2 separate regions of the Mus musculus genome follow, and region 2 is linked to region 1. Evidence: chromatin loops called from intact Hi-C (ENCODE). Cell type or tissue: left cerebral cortex. All regions are shown on one strand.

Region 1 (2,500 bases):
AAGCTGGGGTCACTCACCAACCCAACTCCCAGGCCTTGCTCACTCACTACCCTTTCTACATGCTGGCCTGGGGCACAGTTTAAAGGTGAATAAAGTCTGTCTTGCATACCCTTGTGCCAAGGTACCAGCATCCACAAACTGAGCCTGGCTTCTGGGTACCCTATACAACCCCCATGCCCTCCTGGATTCTCTGTGGAACCTCACAGGGTATTAGGACTTTCTGCCCACTTTCATTCTTCATGCAACAGTACATAACAGCAGCCTGGCAGCGTCTAGCTGCAGAGCTCCATAGTGAACAAAGTGCAGGAACTCTGTCACTAGCTCAGCACCACTTTACCTAAGTAAGCATTTGATCTTTGTGGTTCCAGAACCTTCTGGAAGGGCTCCTGAGCTTTCTCTTAGTCTTAGCCCAGGGGTCACTGCCCTACACTACAGACCCAAAGTGGTCCTCTACAGCACTTCAGTAACTGCACAGAGCCCCCAAGTCATCTGTGAGTCTAGCTGAAACGCTGGCTCTGACTCAGCCAGTGAAGGCGAGATTCTGCATTCCCGGAAAACTGGCAGGAGCCCCCGGTGAAGCAGTGTGGTTGGGACCTCCTGTGAGGAGAGCGGTGCCAAGCCACAGCTAGAAACTTTCCCAGCAGGTTCCTTCACTGCCTTCTGAAGACACAGGCGTTCACCTTGAAGATGATTCTAGAAATATACCTTTGGAAGTCAGGGGAACCGACAGACTTCCAATCCTGAAAGGGGAGGTCATGAGGGGTGAGCTTGTGGGGGTCACTGTTTCTGGCAAAACAGTCCAAAAGTTTCTAAAGAGAATCTTCAGAATCTAGACTTCAGCTCCTTACGGCCACCCAGCTTCTTCTGAGACTGGAAAATTCTACATAAGCAAGGAAAAACTGACTGTATCCAGGGAAGGACTTGGGGAGGGGGGATGTCAGCGCACCCCTGAAGCCATAGACACCACAACCACCCTTCCCAGAGATTCAGAGGCCCAGGAAGCCTGAGACCCTAGGCTTTCCAATTCCCAATTCCGAATTTCCAATTTCCAGCAGCGGATACCTGGAGCCTCAGACCAAGGATGAAGATGCGCAAGCGCCAGCGCCACCTGGCGGCGCAGCGGCCACACAGCCGCCTCTGGAGCGCAGAGGTAGAGCGGTTAAGAGCAAAAGCTGTCACCCACACAACAGGCCCAACATTCCTTCTCCGCTGGAGTTGTCACATCTCTGAAATGTAGCCACCACCTATGAAACTCCAGATGCAAGGAAAGACTTCGGGTTTTCAGCGGCCATTACTTCAAAGCGACTCTCAAGCGACTTCAGATGCTGGGAAAATACTTTAAAATTACAGCCCAGTTTGTAGCTCCTAGCCCCAGCCCAGGAGGCACTTATGGAGCCGTGCGAAGGACGGTGCACTTGCTGCTCTTTCAAAGGGCCAGGAGTTCAGTTCCCAGCTCCCACAGCAAGCAGCTCACAAATGCATGAATCTCCAGCTTCAGGAAATATGATAACATCTTGTGCAGGCACGCACGTGTGAGCACACACACACATACACGCTCACACGCATGTGCAAACACATGCACATGAGCTCGAAAGAGAGAGAGGAGGAAGGAGAGATGGAGGGAAGAAGGGAGGAAGGAAGATGGGGGAATAAAGAAGGAAGGAAGCAAGGAAGGAAGGAAGGAAGGAAGGAAGGAAGGAAGGAAGGAAGGAAGGAAGGAAGGCAGGCAGGCAGGCAGGCAAAGAGGACTATCTGGGCTAAGTACTAATCCAGCAGGATTTCCTGAAAAGGACACAGCTTCCGCTCTGAGAGGGTCACTGTGAAGGTGCCCAGAAGGAACTAGAGTGATTCTGCATGTATTCTGTGTTGGTATGTGAGCTATGGCTGACCAGCGTCTTGGGTCTTGGTTTGTGGGGGCTCAGGGGTCCCCTCTGAGTTATGGGCTAAGCTTAAGTGGGATGAGGGACATGATGAAAGTCATTCCAGGGGTGAACAGGAGTGGGCAGGTTCTCCCCAGACCCATACCTCAGAGTAACCTGTTTCTACTGCCCCTATGACCTCCAGTCAGAGGGGGGGTATATGACATGGGGTGGGGAAGCTGTAACTTTAAGGGGAGCCACAGACTGCAAGTCACACTGTGAAAGCAGCCAGATGAGCCCTGCAGGACAGGGGAGATCCCCTGAGTTTTCTCAAGGCCTCTTCAGGTGTCCCACGTACCACAGAGAACCTCTTCCCTAGCCTTTTCCTGCTCTACCTAATAAACTCCTCATTCTTCAAAGCCCAGCCCATCTTTTGTAAGAGTGTCCCTGTGTAATTGAAACCCGTGAGTCCCTCCCTTCCTGCTCTAAAGACACCTCTAAGGTTATCAGACACACTCATCTGCCTCCTGTGTCAGGGTCCCGACCTGGCACTGTGTGTAGCCAGCCCAGTGCCCAGTGTGTGGGGTGAGCCAATCGGATTTAACAAGCAGTCTAAAGCTCCTGAAGCAAAGACCCACGGA
Region 2 (2,500 bases), 210 kb before region 1:
CAACTGAGATCACAGTCCCTCGGGGAAAATCATCAACAAATACAAACTCGTAGCCTGTGTGGGTAAGGAGGGCCCAGCTGTTGATGCAAACTGAGGTAAACACCTTTCTGTAGCAAAGTTGGCTCAGAAAGCAGACAGTCTTCCTGAGAGACATTAAAAGATACAAATAGGGGCTGAGATGACTTAGAGCTTAAGGGCCTGCATTGCTCTTACAGAGGACCCAGATTCTACTCCAGCACCCACACTACCCAGCTTATAATTCCCTGTAACTCATGCTTTGGGTAATATGATGCTTTCTTCTATACTCTGTGGGTACACACACACACACACACACACACACACACACACACACAACACACGCATGCATGAACATGCATGCACACCTACTTTTAGAGCGCGAGTTTAGAATAAAATATCATTCACTGCTAAGAGCAGATCTCGATGAATCCCTTCATCAGAAAGGGTCACCTTCTTGAGCTGTGAAGTAAACAGAATACCCCGTGGTTAATAGGGCCATTATAGAATTATCAGCCAGTGGTGTCAATTACTTTTACAGACCCTTGCGAAACTATTTCTCCTTGGGTTAAAAATGCATAAACAGGTCTGTACTTGGGTGGAAGCTAGATGCGAGAAGGCTTTGGAAATGAGCTACTGCTTGCAAAATGACCGTAAAAGAAAGTCAGGTTGTACTGTGGGATGCCCCCTGAAAGAACCATGCAAAAGCAGGTTAAATCCAAACTAGGTGGCTGTCCGAGGGGTGTGTGTGTTTACAGGCAGTTGAGATTATACTCAGAAAGCTCAGAAAGCTTAACCAAAGTAGGGGTGGGGGCAGCAGCTGGCACTACGTCCCTGGAGTGGTGGATAGGATAGAGAAAGCACAGCACAGACTTGCTCTTAGATCTGTGTGAGCAAAGTCTTGGGCTGCAGGCCCCCCCCCTCACCCCCACCCTCAGGCCCCTCTTGCTGGCTAAGGCCTCTCTGGGCTGTGCTGGCCACGTGTGATCTATTTCAGCCCAATGGATGGCAGTGAAGAAACCCCACTTTTCAATTTTCGTCAAAGCTAAAAGAGAAGCTATAACAAGTAGGCATAAACTGATCCTCAAGTTTAGGACTTAAGTGACATGAGGGAATGGAAGGTTCCTGTGCATCTAAGACCCAAAGACTCCTCACGCCCAGCACTAGAAACCCCTATTTCTCGGTGGCGCTCCCCTGTTTTAGCGCCTGAGTCCACTGCAGGTTAAAAAGAACAAGAGGCTGGGCGAAGGGTGGGCAGCTAGGGTCCGGCTCCATCTCTTCCGCCTCGCCGCGAAGCTGATCACTGTGTCGCCTCGGTTCTCCAGCGCGCGGCGCTGCGCCCGCTTTTATCCAGAGACGCGTCGCTTCGTGCGCTGACAGCGCGGCTCAGCCCGTGGGGCTGGAACCGAGTAGCATTCGTTGAATCTGCGGCTTTCATGACGTCTCCCTGCAAGGTCTATCACTTTGCTCCTAAACGAGGATTTATTCCCTCTGCCACTCAAGGCTGTCCCCCAGTTTCCTCGCAACCGGGCTTCCTCCTCAGTCCCTGCCCACACGCGCACTCCTCTGCCCCGCGGTGGCCCCAGCGCCCAGCCCTCCAGCCAGAGGGAGCCAGTCACCAGACGGCAGCACCTGGCTGGAGAGGTTGGGCGGGCCGAGGGTGGGGATCCGCGGGAACCGGCGAGTCGGAGCTGGAGCAGGAGCTGGACCCAACCGCTAGCAGCAGAATGGAGTCTCCTGAAAGCCTGCCGGGGCTGATGTGAAATTGGACCATCTGCTTCCAGTTGGTCTGTTTCCTCCTTTTCTTGTATTTTCTTCCCTCGCCATTCACCGTGGAGTGAATTATTGAATCTTGCTCCGTTCCGAGAGAGGCGATCAGGATGGAGTGAACCTACCCTGTCCACTACAAGGTAAGCAGTGCGTTTGAGTTGCTGAAAGCGAGGAGCTGGCATGGATCCCAGACAGATGTTCCGTGTCCTAGGATCCTCGAGCCTTCGGGTCCTGGCTGCCAGGTCCCCAGCCCCACTGTGGCTGCTTGCATTCCCTACTCAGCGGAGACATGATGCTGAAGTCCACCAGAGGCAGGAAAAGCTGCCTTTGGTTACATAACCAAAAGGAAATGTGTCTCATAGGGTTTTCATTAGCTGCTTAAAAACTCGCCTGGGTGGGTGGCGGGAGGAGGGGTCTGCCTGCCCTGGGCGCTAGAGAATGGGTCAGTTACTGTGGACCTTGCTCCAGCACCTCTAGTGAAGATCAAACATACAGATGATCCCGCAGGCAGGGGCGGCTGGTGGGGTAGGCAGGGAGAGTTAGGAAAAGCCCATTGTCTTGGTGGAAAGCGGTAGCCTTGTTCTGTTTGGGCATAAAGAGGAGAGGATGCGAAGGAGGAAAAGTGAGCAGAAGGGCGAAATGAACCTGAGACAGGGGAGGACTTCTCATAGTCTTCATCAGTAAACCCGAGATGTGCCGTGCTGATGAAAGACAA

The links. Peaks named below come from ENCODE experiments on the same cell type or tissue, not always from the same donor. Only the 100,000 strongest peaks of a DNase experiment are listed, where the experiment ranks them.
Region 2: it touches region 1 in a loop (6-fold over the local background); 11 of 42 quality-filtered maps call a loop at or near these places.

The regions. Positions count from the first base shown.
Region 1 is chr16:94,786,977-94,789,476 of GRCm38, reverse strand. The region is part of intron 3 of Kcnj6 (potassium inwardly-rectifying channel, subfamily J, member 6); the gene reads left to right. Among named protein-coding and RNA genes, the nearest start is that of Gm41507, 63 kb to the right of the region's middle. In left cerebral cortex, a CTCF peak has its summit at 1,116 (motif pointing left); DNase peaks (open chromatin) are centred at 585 and 1,114.
Region 2 is chr16:94,996,612-94,999,111 of GRCm38, reverse strand. It overlaps Kcnj6 (potassium inwardly-rectifying channel, subfamily J, member 6), which reads left to right and starts at 1,416. Exons shown (of 4, transcript NM_010606.2): 1 at 1,416-1,925. It overlaps Gm31407 (a long non-coding RNA gene), which reads right to left and starts at 884. Exons shown (of 2, transcript XR_385080.4): 1 at 388-884. In left cerebral cortex, a CTCF peak has its summit at 1,343; DNase peaks (open chromatin) are centred at 1,431 and 2,094; H3K4me3 peaks cover 1,624 bases; H3K27ac peaks cover 1,408 bases.